Linked DNA regions of Homo sapiens: region 2 is linked to region 1. A link is an interaction called in ENCODE POLR2A ChIA-PET data of the cell type or tissue named here. Cell type or tissue: B cell. All regions are shown on one strand. Each heading gives the region's core, and the rest is flanking DNA. Links, peaks and the distances in the headings are about the cores only.

Region 1 (10,505 bases), core at 4,357-6,856:
CAGCCCTGTGCTGCTGCCAGCCCATCACTTCGTACCACGCCTCACTGCCGCTGTGACCTGCCCAGTGTTTTCTAGCAGGGATACGGCTATGGGCAGTCAAGAAAGGCGCTGTGGGTCTCCAGGATGAAGCTGCAGTGCTGGAGTTTACCCACAGCCAGGGCCAAGCAGCAGAAACAACCAGGTGAGTTTCAAGAGACTCAACTATTCTCTTCTTAAAGATGCCCCAGCAGGGCAAGGCAGGGTGGAATGTTTCGAAGATAGCTTCCACTGCTGGAAACCAGGAGACCTGAGGGTTTGAGTCCCAAACACCCCCCACCCCACCAACCTCAGTAATTAGCTGTAAGCTCAGGCAAGCCATTTAAACCCTCAGAGTCCTTTCCCCAGTTTATAAAACAGGGAGAAATAACAACTTTGCTTAACTATACGAAGAGCAAACCCAAAAGAAGGAACAGCTGGGCAGATGTGAGTACACTTTATCAAGGTGCTGGGCAGATGTGATTGTCCACACCATGCACTATCATCTGGATCACATATTTTGACAGTTACTTATTAAATACAGTGCCCTGGGTTTTTCCCTAAATGTCCTGAGATCAATACTTCTTAGCAACATCTTTCTATACCCTACACAGCACTTAGGCTGAAAACCCCATTAAACTCTGTAGGTACTTCTAGAATTAAGATGCTTCAGCTCTGTTACAGTATATCTGGATAGGAGAGCGCTCACACGTGCATGCGCACACACACACATACACACACCCCGAGAGACACAAGATTTCAGATGTTTCTAACTACCAATGCAAAATACACAGAGCTGACTAAGCAGGAGCTGTTTTGATATTAATAGAACAGAAGAGCTAAGGCCAGGTGCGGTGGCTCACGCCTGTAATCCCAGAACTTTGGGAGGCCAAGGCGGGCGGATCATCTGAGGTCAGGAGCTTGAGACCAGCCTGGCCAACGTGGCAAAACCCCATCTCTACTAAAAATACAAAATAAATTAGCCCGGTGTTGTGGCATGCACCTGTAGTCCCAGCTACTCAGGAGGCTGAGGCAGGAGAATCACTTGAACCTGGGAGGTGGAGGTTACAGTGAGCGGAAATCGTGCCACTGCACACCAGCCTGGGTGACAGAGCAAGACTCCTTCTCAAAAAAAAAAGGAGACCTAAGAAGAACTTGTTTAACATCTAGGCTGGAAAAATAAAAATAAGTGAATATTACATTAAAAGATACAATTCCTGTCCTCAGGGAGCTTACACCATAATTGAGAATAATAGACTTCACCTTTAACAACACACACTTAACAGCCCTTTCATTTAGATAAAGGAGGTCATTATATAAATGAGAAACCAGGTTCGGAGAAGGCAGATAGCCATCTAGAGATGTATCTCTACAGAATACATAGAAAAGGATTTCTGACTGAGTTGGGCAACTACATTTAAAAGTGCCTTGTTTCTGTGCCTTCTATGTAGTCACTAGACCCAAACCAGACCATCTGTATAACATTCGATTCACGTCTCTGCCCAGAACTGTGCACAAAGAGATGATAATAACGCAAACACCTGAATTTTAGCCTAGAGAATCGACTGACTATCGGATGTGATAATTTGTACAGCAAAAGTAGCATAAGACAATATTAGTTTGGCAGGTTTCCTTGACCTTGAGTTCAGTGTATATGAACAATGACATAGCTTCTAGAAAGCTGGTACAGCTTGGGGTCATGTTAATAGAGATACTGTGTCTAGAACAGAGGAGGTTACAATACCCTGGCATAATGCAGGGCCAGATCACCTCCCAGTATTGTACTCTATTCTGTGAGCTCTCCCACTTACACCTTTTAGAAGAGACACTGAAAAACTAGTATTCCCAGCACAGGAACCAGGGTGGTTTGGCACCAGGAAACCATGGAATACAAGGAACACTTTCAGGAACTGGAAATATCTAGGCTATAAAAGGGATGCCTAGTGCAATATAAGAAAGAGCTTTCTGAAACAAGGGCTGCCGCGAAAGGTGGCACGTCCCCCCCCGTGAAGGCCTTTGAGCAGCAGTCAAATAACTATGCCTTAGGGAGTTGGAAAGGGGTGTTTTGTTCCATTAAGGGGATGCTGAGGCCGGGCGCGGTGGCTCACACATGTAATCCCAGCACTTTGGGAGGCCGAGGTGGGAGGATCACGAGGTCAGAAGATCGAGACCATCCGGCTGACATGGTGAAACCCCGTCTCTACTAAAAATTCCAAAAATTAGCCAGGTGCAGTGGCAGGCGCCTGTAGTCCCAGCTGCTTGGGAGGCTGAGGCAGGAGAATGGCCTGAACCCGGTAGGCGGAGCTTGCAGTAAGCAGAGATCACACCACTGCCCTTCAGTCTGGGCGACAGAGCAAGACTCTGTATCAAAAAAAAAAAAAAAAAAAAAAAGAGGGATGCTGAAAGAGAAATGCTCAGAGGCTCTTCTAATTTCTAGCAATATCCACGATTTTGGAAGTGTGACTCAGTTGTGGACCTATGACTTTCTTTTGACACAGAGCTTCTGTTGTCAGCCTTCTCCTGCCTAATGACCAGATGCCTGATTCTCACCTGTGTCCTCAATGAATTCAACTTCTCATTCGAGGACCCTTTCTGGATCTCCCAATCTTGGCTTCCTTCATGATCCAATAGCACGCAAGCCCAATCAGAAACACTGCCCTGCCATTTATCTAAATGGTAGGAATCAAGCAGGAAGACTGGGTTAGTTCAGGAACCTGATGACACAGGAAGAATCACACACCCAAATAAGTTAGTTTCTACATAATGCTGCCCCCAAAGGATAAGAATGGAGAGATCATGGAGAGTCCCACTGTATACTACAAAACCCATGATCCACCATGAGGAGCTACTGCTTTAAGTTGGTTCTGCAGGGGTACTGTGTGTTGTAAAAAATGCTGAAATTCCTGAGCTGAGTTCTCATGAACAACACTAAACAAATGAAATAACTGGCCTGGCATAAAAGGCTGTCCACACTCCTGGGCAAGTTTATATTTGCAAATGATTGCTTCTTATTGGCAAGACATGGTGGGTGGCCCACCTGGAGGGACAGAGCTGCTCTCTATCTCCTTTTAAGAATTTCCTACCCACCCCCAACCTCCTATCCCCCACTGTGAAACTGGCTAGAAACTTGTGGGAGGCAAAGACGACCATCTGGTGGGGGAGGGAGGGAACCACAATAAACAAGGTCTAGAAAACACACCAAAGCAACCTGCATTTGATACTAATGATGATTATCAAATGGCCTCACAGGCCAGGTACTGAGGTGGGAACTGCTCAGACTTCTGAGAGTAAATAAAGGTCTCCATTGTTTCCCGTGTGAGGTCACAGGCTGGTGGGGAGGTGAGGGAAGTTGGCCCAGGGAAGAAGGGGCAGGCAGGGAGAAAAATACAACAACCTGGGAATTCAGAGAGAAATGCAGACTCAAGATATACAGGGAGGCCCTTGCCTTCATAGGGCGAGATCCACTGGGGTATTATGGAAAATGGTGAAGTGCCCTAGAGGTTGTGTAGTCAGCCCAGGCCGGTGGCCTGTAATCCCAGCACTTCAGGAGGCCGAAGCGGGAGGATTGCTTGAGGCCAGTTCAGGACCAGCCTGGGCAACATAGCAAGACCTATCTCTACCAAAAAAAAAAAAAAAAAAATTTAAAGATAAATCAGCTAGATGTGGTGGTGCACACCTGCAGTACTAGCTACTCAGTAGGCTGAGCTGAAAGGATCACTTGAGCCCAGGAGTTTGAGGCTGCAGTAAGCTATGGTTGTACAACTGCACTCCAGCCTGGGCAACAGAGCAAGACCCTGTTTTAAAAAAAGAAAAAAAAAAGCAACAAAGAAAGAAAGAAAGGGAGAGAGGGAAGGAGGGAGGGAGGGAGAAAGGAAGGAAGGAAGGAGAGGAAGAAAGGAAGGAAGGGAGGAAGGAAGGGAGAAAGGGAGGGAGGGAGGAAGGGAGAGAGGAAGGAAAAGAAGGAAGGAAGGAAGGAAGGAAGGAAGCAAACGAGCTGTGGGTCTCCCAGATGAAGCTGCAGTGCTGGAGTTTACCCACAGCCAGAGCCAAGCAGCAGAAACAATCAGGAGGGAGGGAGAGAGGGAGGGAGGCGGGAGGAGTAGGGGAGGGAGGGAGGAATGGGCGAGGGATGGAGGGAGGGTGGGAAAGAAAAGAAAAGAGAAAAAAGTTGCATAGTTCAAACCTCTTGCAATATAGGGCTCTGGGTGTTCCTGTTCAACGCACTCAGATGGCGGCCTCAGCTTGCACTCCCCCAGCAGCGGGGGCTCACTGATCCACCAGTTAATATATAATTCAGCCTCAGGCAGACTTCATACGACGTGGCGTGGCTAAAAATCAGTGAAGGTGTTTGCATGTTGTGTCTGTCTGTATGCCTCTTGAGGACCTGGGTCTACTTAACTCCTGCCCTCCTCTCTGGCAGCCTCTTCCTCTGGCCACTGATGGCTCCATAGGGGAGTGATCAGAGCCTTAGTGCCAACCTTCCAAGTCAAGTCACTCTGAGGACCATGCTGTTGAAACACTTTCCCCAAAACAGTTTGGCTGTGTGCAAAGTATAACACAAATTTTTAGTTTATTGCAGATATTAGAAACTTCCTGGCTGGGTGCGGTCATTCACTCCTGTAATCCCAGTACTTTGGGAGGCTGAGGTGGGCAGATCACGAGGTCAGGAGTTCGAGCCCAGCCTGGCCAACATAGTGAAACCTCGTCTCTACTAAAAATACAAAAGTTAGCCGCATGTGGTGGCATGGGCCTGTAGTCCCAGCTACTTGGGAGGCTGAGGCAGGAGAATTGCTTCAACCTGGAAGGCAGAAATTGTAGTGAGCCAAAAACCTGCCATTGAACTCCAGCCTGGGTGACAGAATGAGACTCCATCTCAAAAAAAAAAAAAAAAAAACTCCTAAAATGCATGGCTTCAAGGCCTTGTGCTGTGTATTTTCTATATTTAATGTTATCAGGAACCTGAACCAAGGCCTCAGACTCTGAGACCCCACCCTGTGTTCTCCACCTTGACTATCCTTAGCGGTTCCCAGTAACTTTCTGAACAAAGCCACTTGTGTCTAATAAACAAGCAAAGCAGGTGAGGGATGTCCTGGGATGTGCTGCATTTTGTAGCTTGAAGGTAGGATGTTTTTAACTTAAACTTGCAGGAATCAGAAAAGTCAAAGATGTGGTAGGAAAAGGCAAAAACGGATTGTTTCTCTTGCCTTTTATTAAAAAGAAAAAAAGGAAATATAACTGCGGGTCAACTAGCAATGTAGCAATGAGAGGACTTTTTGAGGATGTAAAATTGCAACGATGAGGAAGAGGGGCCGACTTTGCAAATGCTGGAAGAGTAGCAGCCGCCAGCTGAACCCCACTTGATGGTTCCTTTGACACTGCTTTGAAACTTTCATTTTGAGTCATCCTTTGTGCTCAGCAGTAATCCCGGTTTGGCAGATAAATGACCACAGAGATAAAAGACCTTTGAACTATCTCTAAATAAATCCGTATAGCAATTCCTACCACCAACACCAAAAAAAAAAAAAAAAAAAATCATTAGTGATATGCTCAACTAATAGAAGTTTCTCCAGGCATCAGACATCAGGCACTGGTGCTGCCCCCCAGCTAACATAATTCAACACAGCCCAGGCCTCCCAAGTGCCCAGCACCACTGCAGATCACTGTGTGCCCACTCTGTGCCTCAACTAAGGAAGCTCCTATGGATGGTCCGCAGGGAGAGATGCCAAACAGCAATGAGAGCAGGACATACTAAGCAAAGGGCTGTCCTAAGTGTCCAACGGACAACTTCAACCTCACCACAGTGACATCAACAAGGAGGGGCTGCTGTTATCCCTGATTTTCCAACTGTCAGGAAACGTTTCAAGAGGTTAAGTCTTGCCTAAGATTATGCAGGCTGTCTCTGTCCAGAGGCAGAGAGACCATGTTCCTGGAATCAGGGTATCTGAGTTCTAATCCACTTCCAGAGTGGAGGCTCTTTCTAATAGACCCTGTACTCCTCATCTAGAATTTCACATACAGAGCACACCAGCCATGCTTCAGAGAATAAATGACTTTCTGTCTGAACAGAACACAGTTTTTGCTGGTTACTCTGCCAGATGCATTTTCAATGGCATAGAATTCACCAAAAAACCTTCCTTGGGGGGGTCCAAAGAGAAAAAAACAAACAAGAGAACACCAAACCAGGAGGAAACAGCCAAGCTACATGTTTTAAACCCCCAGAGAATCCCAAACACAGGAAGAAAAAAAGAGAAAAATAGAAGACGGGGTTGAGGGATAACCAAATATTCCCAAAATATATTTACGGAACACGAGTTTGGTAAATCACCACATTTTAAGCTCAACTCTGACCCTTGCTCCCATGATTTTAGATCTTTTGACATTTCGGGCTAAAAGGAAACAATTTGATGACGGAACAGTGGGTCCAAACAGAGGTCAAAAATCTGTTTATAGTAATGAGCGTTCTTAAAGAGAAACACTTGCCCTGCTGATGAAACAGAATGGCCCTTAAAGTTTCTAGATTATAGAACAGAAACAAGACCTCAGAGGGAAAATGCTGCTTTGTTTTTCTTCTTCATCTTTTTCTTTTCTTTTCTTTTCTTTTCTTTTTTTTGAACATGTAGAAGCTGAGAAGCAGGGAGGTAAAGTATGCTGGCCGAATGTGATTGTGAGTCACAGAGGCAGAGCCGGTGCCCAGGGCTCCCCATCTCCAAGGCCAAGGTTCTTTCCCTCACACTTTCAGCTGACATGTCCAATGCTCCCTGCTGCCCTGCAGAAAAGGTCGTTCCCCACCTTCCCTGCTGCTTTAGCTACAACATAATCAGAGAGAAATCTATCAGGAAACAAAATTTCCAGGCATTCTAATGAATACATAGAAATGTGGTACTTAAAAATGTTTTTAAATCTCAGGAGACAAAAACTAAAATGAAACAAGAGGGGAAATTCAACCTCTTGTGTAGAAATGCTATGGAGACCTCATCTCCAAGTCAGGATGAGGGTGTTGTGGAGGAAGAAGCTCATACTCCCAGGAGTTTGAAACACCACATTCCCACCCCCAGAAGAAGAGAGGCCAAGTCTTCTGTAAAGCAGTACACTTGGGAGTGACCAGAGAAAGTGCTGACAAAATAGGATGGCAAGGGAAGGACACTTGAACCACCAGGAGGGTAGAAGGCTCTCTGAGCCACCCACTTGTGTGGAGGAGAAGAAAACCATGGGTGCAGCAGCCAGAGGTTAGGCAACCTGCACCCTTGGCAAAGCAAGCCACCCCTCACCCTCTGCCAAACACCTCCTCTCATAGACCCCTCCTCACCCACGTGTAAACGAAATTGCTACAACCATTAAAGGTCAAGAGAGAAATGTGCTTCTCAGGACATGCCAGGAAAAGGGAAGAACCCTAGACCAATCTCTCCTTGCTGAAAACTGTGTTACCAAAAGGCTCCCCTTTCATGTCTCCCATTTTAAGCTCCTCTACACAGAGTCACTCTCAGCAAGTTCCCCAGCACCCCTGCAACCGTTCCTTCTCCCTGATTCAAAGCCCTGTGAGCACCCCTGCTACTTACAGAATTAAATCCAAACTCGTTTATTTGACATTCATTGCTCTCTGCAATCTAATGCCAACCTCTCTTCCCATCAACAACACCTAAGAAACTTTTTTCCTATCCATACTTTGTGTGTTTGCTCTTTGTGTAAGGAGGAAATAAGTGCATGATTTATTTGGCTTCTCAAAAGCAGATTGTGAATGCTCAGGACGGAATACAAGAGTCTTTCCCTAGGCATATGATGACGGTCTAGACCAAGACAAATCCTGAATGTGCTTCTAGGACCATGGCAGGCACCTGATGGGTATAAGGTTGAAGTCCTTGCAACAGGAGGAAATAAGATCTCCCAATAGAACTGGAGAGGAGGAAAAATTAAATCCAAAGAAATGAAATAGAAGTTGTATTTTTGTCAAAAGCAAATAAAATTTGTAAGTACAATGAATAAAAAAATAGGGCTTTAACTAGTGAGCTTTGAACACTCTCTCAAAACCATGGAAAACTTAGAATTAGGGAAAATGTGGCAGATTATGCTTGTGCCACCCCAGCTATATGAGAAAGTATGGAAAAAACACTCTAGTGATCCTCACCTTTCAGAAATCCTTTACTTTTATAGGGTGTGGCAACTAAGGGACTGGAATACACATTTGCTTGGAGTCTAATAGAATTGGCTTCATAGGAAAACCTCGCCCCTTCCAGCTCCTCCTCCTTTGAAGCAATCTGAGCCTCAAGTTCCTGTAAATAAATAAGATCTGCCTGGCAGCATTGTTATGAGGACTAACAGATAAGGTGAGTAATGTAAAACAGTTAGCAGAGGGTCTGCCATGTAGCTCAAGAAATCAAAGTTATTATGATGATGTTTGCTCTGTAAATTATCCATTTTCTTCTAAAATCTTCCTCTGAGTTATATCATGTAGAAATCATCACCTGTATTTGGCAGGTGAGGAAACTAGGGCTTCAGCAAATTCATACTGCAGATCCAGATTCACAAAGCTGCTTGGTGTCAGACTATCACACCACATCTCCTACCCTGAGTCACTGTATGGCATCCATTTGGAACTCCCATGCCCTTATCTTGCTGTTGAATCTAGACAGGTGTCCCTGACTCCCAACATCCTCACGAAAGAGAAGAGCTGCTAAGCCTTGCCCAGCTTGGAAACTCTTCAAAACCCTGTCACTACTGGAATTTTTTTTTTTTTTTTTTTTTTTTTTTTTTTTTTTGAGATTGAGTCTCATTCTGTCACCCAAAAAGGCTGGAGGGCAGTGGCACCATCTCGGCTCACTGCAACCTCCACCTCTTGGGTTCAAGCGATTCTCCTGCCTCAGCCTCCCAAGATGCTGGGATTATAGGCATTCACCACCCCATGCCTGGCTAATTTTTGTATTTTTAGTAGAGATGGGGTTTTGCTACGTTGGGCAGGCTGATCTCGAACTCCTGATCTCAAGTGATCCACCCACCTCAGCCTCCCAAAGTGCTGAGATTACAGGCAGGAGCCACTGTGCCCAGCACTACTGGAACATTCTTCCAGAGACTCATCTTCATGGTCTCTGTTGTTTTAATCTAATCACCTAGAAGCAAACCTGAGGAAGTGTAAGTTATTAAGTCACTTACCTGAGTAAGTTTAAGTTGCAACCACGTTGGTCCCATGATAAAGAACAAGTTACATGTGTGGGGTCCATCTGCAAAATTAGACCTGTCCAAAGGAGAGTTCAGAGGCCCCGAAGTAGCTTCTGAGCTCTCCCCTCAGCCTCTACTTCCTACCAAATGCTGCTTTCACACCTCATGTAAAGCATGTAAATCCATCATAGGCCCTCTCCCAAATAGCATCTCAATTCCTATCCTAGTTTTATATGAAAGAGAAAAGAGACTTCTATCCTGGTTAGAAGAGTCCGTGCATCCTTGAGCCAGGGAGGTAGTACTTCCATGGGCTCCTCCTCACAACTTACCACTTAAGTGGTGATGTTCCCTGACGATCTATAATCCTTCTCCAGTTTGGAGAGTTAGCCCTAGGTTTAAAATTTGGAACAAGGCTGTTGACGATGCTACACATATATGCCTTCATCCCAAAGCAGTGGACCATGTATAACTAGAGTTAACATCACAGAGAACTAGCCTATGATATGTAAGTCATGCTACCCGTATCACACAGAGCTTTCTTTTCAAACACCAATGAAAACGAAAATCATTTGGGATCCCATATAAGCTGTCTTTGCCTGGAGCTGTCAAGCAATGACTTCAGCAAAATTAACTGGTTCACTTAAATAACAACAACAAAAAGCAGCACATAATATAACACCTAATTCCCCCCAGCCTCCAAACTTGGAGGCTGAATTATTAAAGCAAAACAAAATAAAACAAAACCTTTATTATCCTGAAACTCTATGTCCTTACCCTAAGTTAAGGATCAATGCACATTTTTTGTAAGGATCAGAGAGTAAATAGTTGAATCTTTGAAGGTCATAGTACCTCTGTCACAACAACTCAACTCTGCCACTATAAGAAAAAGCAGTCAGAGTCAAAACATAAACAAATGAACTTGGCTGTGTTCCAATAAAACTTTATTTATAAACACTGAAATTTAAATTTCATATGCCTCACATATTACAAAATATTATTATTCTTTTGATGTTTTCCCAACCTTTTAAAAATGTAAAAAACATTATTTGCTCAGGGGCAATACAAAAACAGGCAGGAGGCTGGATTTGGCCCACAGGCTACAGTTTGCCAACCCCAGCTCAAAGTCAGCACATATATTCAGATGACTCCCTAGTAGGAATCACTAGCAGCTCAAAGTCAGCACATATATTCAGGTGACTCCCTAGTAGGAATCACTAGCAGCTCAAAGATCAGCTTAACAGGGCTTCCTTTCTAGCTCCTAGTGTAGGACCTGCTTCCCAGAGGCCACTCCATGTCCACTGCTTCAAAGAGTGGTACAACTTATAAAAATAGATCCAGAA
Region 2 (10,505 bases), core at 5,243-7,742, 63 kb before region 1:
ATACCCTGCCTCTCTGACAAGGCTGTGATTTTCTCCCGGTGGATATCTGGAAACCCAGCCTCCTCTAACCTGTCTAGTGACTCTCTGAAGTCACAAAAGCAACATTGTCCAGTCCTGTCTTAAGGAAGATTAAACTGCATTTAACAACCCAGGAAAGGTAATGATCTCACTACAAAATCAACACACGGCGGTGGCCAGAGGCTGCTCCAACCATTGCTCAGTGACCACCCAACACCTCAGGGTTTAACCAGCCATTTATCCTTCTCCTTCCACCCGGCTGCTCAGCTCGCAGCTCGAAGGCTCTGACCCAGTGACACCACCCCACACTGCGCAGGATTAAATGCTCTGGGGCTGAGTAAATAGACCTTGGCAGGCAGTTTCCTGCAGGGGCTTCAGGGGAGAGATCCCTGGTCTGCCCCAGCCCTTGGGTTACAATGACAAGTTCCATAATTCTCCACTCCATGGAAGCCTTCCGCAGGCTCCTCACTCCTCCTCTGAGCTAGGCTGAAAGAGACAGGAACAGATGCAAAAAAGGAAGGGGCCAAACACTAAGTAGAATCTTTGAAGAGTACTAGAAAAGAGTCACTTAGTGGAAAACTATAGTGCCTTACCACTGAATTGGCCAACTTAAGAAAATTACATTTTGACCCCAGAAAAGGTAGAACAGAGGCTTTTTGTTTGTTTGTGTTCTTAGTAAAAACCATAATGAGATCAAGAAAATCAGATGATAAAAATCAACAATATGTAGGATTTGGTACTTGACAGTTCTTTAGGAAAATGTTATGCAAGTGACATCAAAGCCTCACTGATAAAGCTTTTGATGAACTTCTTAACCCTAAGTCCAAGTTTACAAAATACCCCGAATAAAACTCAGAGAAAAAATGGTGAGTGATTAGGTGACCCCCCTCTAGCTCCAGGTTTTTGAGAATAGGCCCCCCTAGGCTGAGAATAAGAGGGGGATGGGAAGGAGGGACTGTTCTCTACTCCAGAGGATCTTACGTTTTTGACTCTCAGACGAACAGGACCAGCAAGTGGGTTTCATACAAGGCCAGCTCAGTATCAATGCCTCCAGACTTGAGCCAAATGAAACAACTCAAGTCTTGGCACTGGCTCTTTCAGGGAGAAGAGAGGGAGGGGGCCCAGGCAGATAAAGACGCTTTAGAGAACACGCCAGCCCATCCCACAGCCCATCCACACACACAAGAAGCTTGATTTTCATGCCCCAGGGAATCTGTCAGTGAAATTCCAGAAATTTGCTTAGAGATTGTAAATAGAACAGTCGGGTTCAGAAATGGGAAGGCGGCTCCCCGTCTCTGCTTTTGCACAGAAAGTACTAATCAGTGCCATTCTGATCCAATAGACAAATAAAGTGCTTGAGAAATCAGACTTTTATCATTGGCCCCAAAATGGGCCTATTTCAGCTTGTCAGAAGTTGTGTGAAAGTCAGATTTTGAATTTGGATTTCCTCTTTTGGCCTGTTTTTATCAGACTACAGAGGCAGTGCCAAATATGAACTGATACGGAGCCCAGAGCAACATGCATCCCTGCTTTCCTCCTTGACGGGTGTCCAGGAACCTCCTGTGTCCTCAGTTTGCCTGCATAGAAGCCTGGGGAAAGGGTGGTGATGTCTGCTCTGAAGGGGTGAGCAGAACAGCCAGAGATATACAGGTGCAACTCTATCCACCAGATGAGGGGATGGCAGCCCCAGGACATACGCGGAATGGTGCCGGGCCAGGAACCAGTCAGGTCCACACAGGAGCATGCATAACTGTGACATTCAAAATGACAGCCACAATCTAACAGTTAATGCTGATGGAGAGATTACTAAGTGCTAGGGGTTGACTCTGAGTTTCAGAGAAAGACTGAGTTGAGTGTATAACCCAGTTCTGCCACTTAGAATGGTGAGATAGTGGCCAAGTAATTTAACTTTTATTTTTTTGAGATGGAGTTATGCTATGTTGACCAGGCTGGATTCAAATTCCTGGGTTCAAGGGATCCTCCTGCCTCAGCCTCCCGAGTAGCTGGGACCACAGGTGTACACCACCATGTCCAGCTAATTTTTTAATTTTTTGTAGACACGGGGGTCTCACTATGTTGTGCAGGTTGGTCTCAACCTTCTGGCTTCAAGGGATCCTCCTGTCTTGGCCTCCCAAAATGCTGGGATTACAGGCATGAGCCACCACACCTGGCCTACCTTATTTTATTGCCCACATTTTGGCCTCTAAAGCATCTCTGCCTTCCTCATCTGAGTTAATCCTCTCCACCTCCTGGGAGGTAGCCTAAGGGAAAACTCTTCTCCCTATTCTCCCAGTGTGGAAACTGAGTCACCCAGCGACAAAGTAGGAGCAGAATGCCCAGGACAAGACCTCAAGCCCTGCTGATCCTACACGAAGTATTAACCTCTATTAACTGATCAGCATCAGAGATGGGCATCTGTGAACACATGTGTGCTCCATAGGAACACCTAAGCCCTAAATTTCCTAGGATATTATCTCCCTGGGGCATTATTATTTAAGGTGTTTTATATTTCTTTACTATTTTTTTGTGGCTAAAAGATTAAAAGGCAAGACTTCTTTAGGCATAAAGGATAAGCCCAAATGGCACAGCTCAAGTGATGAATACAGGGAATTAGAGGGAAAGAGGAAAGCTTCTTAACACACACTTTCCAATTGCCCTGGAGCCCAGGAGCTTAAATATTTACCATGAAATTTCCTGTCCCTGTGCTTTTGGGGAGTTTTTAACTTGCTAGATGGAGTCTTATCCAGACAGTTCCACCTCACGGTGTCACTAAATGAAATGAGAGGAGATTCTGTCTGGTTTTGAAATCATATTTTCTTTGGCCTTTTAGAAAAAAAACAATCTAGCCTGGGTTTAAATCGGCATCCATATGGGCTGTGCTATGGAGCGAAAAGAGGGCTCTATAGCCTGATGTCAATCAGGAACAGTAAAATATGAGCCCTAGGGGTTGGGTGCGCGGTGGAGCCCTGGAAGAAGGTGGGGGGAAGAAAATACCAGGGGAGAAAGTATCCTAAAGAAAAGTGCTTCTTGCTTGACATTCAGGCCTCAACTGCCTGTCCACAGTACCTTCATGATGGGTACCTTTTCATAATACCCTCCCTCTCACCTGCCAGGGCAGCTACACACAGATAGCCACACCTCCGGACTTCATAGGAGATGAGAGAGAAATACAAGTCAATTACAACTACGTTAAAACGGCTCTGTCCATTGAACATTGAAGGGCAATTAAGGGATAGAGACAGGATAGGGCCATTCAGAAAAGAAAACATGATCCCATTTGGACAGTTTATGTAGAGATCAAAGTGCAAAGAAAGTGGCTTGAGCAGGGATCTGCTTCTCTGGACCACAAATCCATCATGTATCTATGATCTATGCAGGCAATGAGTGAGACGGCCCTTAAGGTCTCTTCCAGCTCAGGTAGTCTTTAATCTCGTTATTCTAAATCCAGTCTCTATGACTCACTGTTTTTTAGTGTTGGACAACGAAAAAAAAAAAAAAATGGTGCTCTCTACACTTGGAAATTCCTAAACTGACCTAAACATGAAAAGTACGCTCCATCCTAATCACCTGAATTGAGTGAAGGAATTAAGAGGTAAAACAAAAAACTATAGAAAAAAAACAAATTAGAAAGTAAGGAGACAAAATTATATTTTATTCATTTCTTGAAAACAACACTATGGAGGAAGTGATGGTAGGGAAAAAGAAAAAGAAAAAAAAGTAGCCAGAACTGAAGTACTGAATTCTTACAGGAACTCAGTGAGAAAGAGAAAAGATTCTAGACTTCATAAACCTTATGTTACTTCCCTGGAAACCTTCCTGCCTTCCCAGGCTATGTTACTGTAGCATCTTCTACATCCTGCTAACTGCAGGTATCACATAGAAATATCCATGTTGACTGAGTTAACTGTCTCTCCCAGAAGATGGTGAACACCTTGAGGACAAGGAGAACATCTTATTCAACTTTGTCAGTGTAGGACCTTGCCCAGAGCCTCTATAAAGTAACTGACCAAAAAATATTTTGAATCAATGAGCCATGAAACTATACCCCCAATAGCAATTTAAAGAAAAAAGGATCCAGGACACAGGCTAAAGGTTTTGATTTCTGGTGAGACCTTTAGTAGCAATGCAAGGTGCATTGATTTGAAGGTATCAGCATTTTCATAGTTTTCATCAGCATTTTCAAGAAAGTTAAAAAAAAATTCTAAATTTACCTCTAGGAACCTTTCCATTAGCCTAGCTCCAAAGCATTATATCAAATTTGAAGTGCTCTGACTAAGGAAAAAGAAAAAGGAAAAAAAAAAAACACCAAGTAAAAGCATAGAATCTCAGGAATCTATTGCTAAACTCCTAGAGACCTGTAACTCACTCAAATTGAGAGGGTACAGTCATTTGTCTCAATGAGGGTCGACAGTATATGCTCTGGGATCAGGTGACCCAGGTTCAAATCCTGGCTAGGACCCTTCCAGACTGTATAACTATTTTCGGGCTGAGGTTGAAGAATATTTTCCAGAGTGTCTGTAGAAGAGTTAGATTAGATTACTCACAAGTGACCTCCAACTCTGAGTTTTCATAATCCCATGTGCTCGCACCCTATCCACAAATCATCTACTGCCAGGTCACATTCTACATGACAACTCTTGCCAGTCTCCTCTACACGTCCTACTTGTGATCACCACCTATAGCAGTGATCCATCAGAGGATGCTCATGCTAGGAGGGATAAAGATCCAAGATGGGTCATCAGCATGTCTTTGCATTTATTTTATAAGATGCATATATCTAAGCCTCCTACACCCACACACCCCCACACTCACACCCACACACACACACACCCACACACACATACACACTCAAACACATATACTCTCTCCTGAAGGGTACTTCCAAGGATCAAGGTCAGAAATGTATGTTTCAATAAAGTTCCTCAGATGGAACAATTTTCTATGGCTTCGCCCCTCACTCTGACTGAGACTCTCCTGACTGTGCCAGGATCCATGCGTACATCAAAAGAGGCAGTAAAACCTGTCCTAATTTTAAGATTAAAATCTTCAAAGTCACAGGGTCAGCTCATAGTAAACCAAACAAATTTCTAGGAGGAATTGGTGTATAAATCTTGGGCCTCCCTTCCTCTTTCTCACATTGTCCTCAATAACTATAATCTACCACTGGCTCAAACTTTTGTTTTCAATCTGATTGAATGGCCATGTTGTCCCCAGGCACCTATAAGTGGTTGTGGTAGGAAACTAGAAGTATGTTAACATGTCACCTAGGAGCTATGCCTTTTACCTCACCATGCCATGCCAAAAGAGGACATACAGTCAGAGAGGGGGAAGAAAGACACACACACACACACACACACACACACACACATAAACAGAGAGAGACAGAGAGAGAGAGAGAGAGAGAGAGAGAGAGGCTGGTTGAGATTAATACTTGGAACCTAAGGTATGAACCTACTTTTATCACATTCTCTTCGGCTAGCCTGAGATATTCTGCAGGCCCCCAGTGGTTGGACTGGGTTTTTGTTTACTTGTTTGTTTGTTTTGGTTTGGGTGTTATTTTCCATCAGTTGGGAATACACACTTAAAGAGTGGAACTCTAATATCCCACTACCACTTCTCTATATTCTAGGAGCAAGAAGACAGTTTGTTTCTATTGACGTTGCAAAAATGTGTTAAAAACATAACTTCAATGCTCTGTTGTGAAGAAGAGGGGAGGGAGGTGCCCAGCAGACCCCACAGTTCTCTGGAGTCAGCTCTGCAGTGTCTCCTGGGGTTCCTCTTTACCTGCTTTCCTTGTGCTTGTCTGTGAGCCAAGCTTGCTATGATTCCTTTGGGGCCATGTCTGTAACTAAGGCCCACTGGTAGGTTTCAAAGCTACAGAGCACTCCCTCCATGGCCATCCCTCAGTTCCAGGAAGATCACTCACAGCACATGATACATCAGGAGAGAAAAACTGTGCATGCCCACTAATAGATAGTGCAGAGATCTAGGGCACCTTAGTGTATATGCTATGCTTCCTCTATGGACTGTCTATACATTTATTTTTTTAATTACTGTAGATTTTAGATGGATAATTATGAACCCTTATTCAATAGGAGTAGGTGGGAGAGGAAGATAAGGTAAGCAGCAACAATCCATTCAAGGATCCACATGAACAAAGCGTCTTTGGTCTTCAATGAATACCAAGAAAGTAAAAGGAATTTAAAGACCAAATTACCTTTGCTAGATATTTCTATACAAAAAGGCACAGTTCATACCTCCAAAAATCCAACTGAATTATGAAAATATGAATAGAATAAAAGATTCTTTCAGGTAGAAGACGCTTAAGGAGGAATCATGTTAAGATCTAACATGTTTTGAGGGTCTACACTCTGCCAGGGATTATTCCAGGAATTTCTATATTGATTACTATATTTAATTCTCAGAATGTTCCCCACGAATCCCATTAAACAGATGAGAAAACTGAGGTGCAGAAACATTAAGAAACCTGGGTAAGGTTATCTGGTAGTATCTAGTGGAGCTGGATTCAAACCAGTTCAGTCCAAGTGCAAAGCTCAAAGCTTAAGCACGGCACATAATTACTTGGGAGGATGACCAAGAACAGACGCATCACTCTGCTGAAGAGTGGAATTTTCCTTTAGCCCTGGGGTTACGCTCTTATGAAAATACCCCCAGGATCTGAAGAAGCCTCAGAGCCAAGAATGTTCCTCTCCCTGACGGGCACCAGCATTCCCAGGGATGCGGTTCCCAGTCCCTGCTGGGCCAGGGCAGGACTCCAAAGGAGGGGATGCGTTCTCCAGCCAGTGCAGGAGGCCTAGCCCTGTGCTCTCCAGGCAGATGTGGGTCCTCGAGGTGTTTTCTTTCCTTTTTCTTATTTAAAGAAAAAACAAAACTCTACACACTCCCCACATGTGAAATGGCGCTCGCACTGCTGCCAGACAATAATTTTACAGTCACACGATGACCCTTGAGCAAAGAAAAGAGGAAAAGCCTGCACCCCACCCAATCCAAGCCCAGGAGAGTCAACCTTTGGAAAAGCCCAGGTCACAGAAGATCAAACTCACATGCTGAGGAACAACAGGAGGTGGGGAGGCTGGGGCGGGGGAGAGGATGGGGAAAGAGGAAGCATAAAGTTTAAAGGTCAAAACAAATGTCAACCTAACACCAGTACTGTATGAACAGCACACAGCCTCACTGCTAGACAAATAAATGCTGCCGGGGAGGCAAGGTATCAAGAGGTTTTATTAACTCTCTTCCTGGAATCGTACACATAGGAAGTCTGTTCCATCATATAAGCTGCAAAGCACAATATTTATCCCTTGGGGGGGAAATCATGGAGCTGATATTGAATCTACAATACAGAGTTTCTCCTCCATTCCCTTCCCAGCCAGCCTCTGTTCTTGCTGCACCTCCAGGGGCCTGTGAGCAGGAAATACCCACGTTGATTTTGATAAGAGTGGAAAGGGCTGCATGCTGATGAGAATTCAGGGCACAACCCTGCCTCCACCTTCTGCTCTTTCCCAGGCATAACGTGGTCCCTCTGAGCCCAAGGGAGGCCCGAGATGAATGGCATCCACATGTCCTCCTCACCGTGGGTGTCTCTGACCCTGTGTCCAGTTCTGTGGGGATCCCAACTCTGTCTTAGGGACTTACATAAAAAATGTCCTTTTGCAGAGCCCAAAGCAGTTAAAGAGAAATCACTGGATGGATGGTCTGGGCCTGGCCCCTTTGCAGGGTCTTTTGGATGAGCTCTCTGCCTATTCTCATTGTGCTTGTTATGTTAGCTGCTCATCTAACAGTTTCACCCTCAGAAACTCTGGTGAGGGTCCTCTTTCAGTAACGGGACCTGACACCACCTGTGCACCCATGCACCATCTAGACCAGGTAGACGAAACCACACCAGCCTCTGTGAGGGCTCACAAAGACACTTAATTGCAGAAGTCCCAGAATTCTCACTCTCAATCCTACCATCCAAAGAATGCTCTAGACTGTCCCTAACTCCTAGTAGATCCTGAAGTTTCACCCTCAGAAGTTCTGCATCAGTAGATCTGGAGTGGATCCTGGGAATCTGTATTTATGAAAAATTCCCAGGTAATTCTGATGCAGCCAGCAACCCCAACAGCAGGCTGAAAATGAGTGACATAGGCTATCAGAGATCATGGTATTGGCCTCCCTGCAAGGTGAAATCAATAGTCTAGAGTGGGCAGCTCAATATGCAGCAGGCCACTGTGATGGCCATGATGAACCTCACATGACCCAGAACCCTCATTCTAAGGGCCACACAGTTCTCTATATTGCCTTCCGGTGACAATCCTGGGTCTGGAGTCACACCTCCACCTTCTGTTCTCAGGCATTCTCTGATTCCAAGAATGCCTTCTGGAATCCAACTTTTCTTGCTCCCACCCTACTGTCAGGAAATATTTGACTCTACATTCTAGTGCATAATGCCTCCCACACTTTCTGATAAGATTTGGTTTACTGAGCTCCCAGACATCTGTATAGTTATCACCTACAATTGAAGACTTTTAAAGGAATGGCGCTAAATCTTTTGTGGGCTGTTCCTGAACAATTAAGGCTGAAAAATGTTTTGCTCTGGCAAGTGTGAAAACAAAAACAAAAACAAAAACAGGGTGAGATATTTGTCATGAAACATCCAAGTGCAATAGATGAAAACACGAATCCACTGCATATCCCAAGGACACTTCAAAAATACCAAAATTCTAGACTAAAAGGATAAATCAAAGGTGAAAATAGATAAAATAGGTTAAAAATAAACCAAATAAAGGAGGTGAACTTGGAAGATGTTTGATGTCTAACTGATCAAGAGCCACAGAAGTAAGGACATTAACCCACCATCTCACCCAGGATCAGCCTCAGGCAAACCAAGGAGGTGCTGTTTTCTTCCAGGCTCCCAGCCAATACTCAGCACGTTTTACTTATGGCTCTATGCTCTCTCTCATCCAAACATGCTAGCCATAGGGTCCTTATTCTCTTTTCAATTGCTTCCACAGAAACTCTTCTCATTAACATATCAGTTATCAGTCATTAATATTTCAGTTCGAATAGAAATCAGTATTATCTCTCCTGTAGAATTTGCATTCTGTGTTTGATTTCTCAAAAGAGCTGGGAGGAGGGGAAAGAGGAAATGGAAAGCAGCGTTTTCCTCTTCCTTTTGAAAGAATTTCAGGATCCACTAGGAGTCAGGGACAGCCTAGGGCTTTCTTTAGATGGTTCAGTTGAGAGTGAGAATTTGAGGATTTCTGGAATTGTCTTTGTGAGGCCACACAGCAGCTGGTGTGCCTTCATGTACATGGTCTAGATGGCACATGGGTACACAGGTGCTGTCGGTCTCGATGCTAAAAGATGACCCTCAGCACAGCAGCATATGTATGTGAGTGGCTGAAGATGCCAGCAAGACTCTGCCTTTTCCCTCCATGGCCACAGAAAGGTGGCACTTCATGAACTTCTATATAGCATAATAGTGGTTGTGCATGTGACTTCCTTTTTTGTTTGTATTTGATTTCCTTATAAGAATAGTTATGGGAAAGAATAAAGCTTTGAATTCTCTACTCTCCATTCTCAACAAGTAGATACAGAAATACACACTCAATACTCACTTCTGGACCCTGAAATGCACCTAACATAGAAGAAAAGAAGAAAGAATTTAGACAATCAGAATGTATTGGAGAACTTGGCTTAAGCCAAGGCAATCTAAATAGGTATCTTTTAATGGACACATTCCTAAGAAATCATCATTCAGTAAGAGCAGAGATAAACAGCACATTCTGAAAGGAACTTCTTGTGGTCTGAAAAAAATATCAGGACTTTTGTATTTTGAACCTTTTGCTCCCAAGGGACTTGCATTTGTTAGAACCAATACTAAAGAGTAAAGACTTGTTTCAGGCTAAGTCCAAAGCTTCCCGAGGTTGAGCTACCATGGAAAGAAATAAAAAATGGCATCAAGACGTAAAAAGGGACATGTGTTAAGTAGAAATTCTCTACCCAGATTCCCATGGAAAGTCCAACTGCTGGGACCCTTGAATTCATTGTAGATGAGAGTTCCTTTTCTGGACCAACCACCAAACCAAAAGCAAGCCCCAGCACCCTCTCCAGCCTCCTTGGTTCAGCCCTGAGCAGTTAGCTGACCCTTCATCTTGTTTTTTTCTCCTCTCTTCCCTGCCATTTTAGTGTACCTCCCACCTCTGTTACTGAAGAAAAACCACAAGCAGGTATGTTATACCCAACAGGTCCCACTGTCCAACTCTTTTCAGAGGGCTGTTGCAGAGACAAAAGAGTCTATCTGCCCATATTCCACTCTATCACCCACTGTGGGTATACGGAAAACAACTGCAGAGCAAGCAGTCTTTGTCTTCTTATGAGGGTTTCCAGGAGGTTTTCTTGAGCAACCAAGGGCAACTGTCAAAATAACAAAGTCTTTAGTGAAACAGATCTCCGTATATACTTTATGAGGTTTGCAACAATTCAGG

What was found. Peaks named below come from ENCODE experiments on the same cell type or tissue, not always from the same donor. Only the 100,000 strongest peaks of a DNase experiment are listed, where the experiment ranks them.
Region 2: POLR2A ChIA-PET joins it to region 1 with 6 read pairs; 2 of 35 experiments call an interaction of 5 or more read pairs at or near these places.

Annotation. Positions count from the first base shown.
Region 1 is chr18:44,704,855-44,715,359 of GRCh38, reverse strand. The region is part of intron 2 of SETBP1 (SET binding protein 1); the gene reads right to left. Among named protein-coding and RNA genes, the nearest start is that of SETBP1, 29 kb to the right of the region's middle. RefSeq lists an enhancer at 1-365. In B cell, for the core only: no CTCF peak of the experiment used is centred there; a DNase peak (open chromatin) is centred at 5,379; H3K27ac peaks cover 1,216 bases.
Region 2 is chr18:44,768,720-44,779,224 of GRCh38, reverse strand. The region is part of intron 2 of SETBP1 (SET binding protein 1); the gene reads right to left. Among named protein-coding and RNA genes, the nearest start is that of SETBP1, 93 kb to the right of the region's middle. In B cell, for the core only: no CTCF peak of the experiment used is centred there; no DNase peak of the experiment used is centred there; H3K27ac peaks cover 690 bases.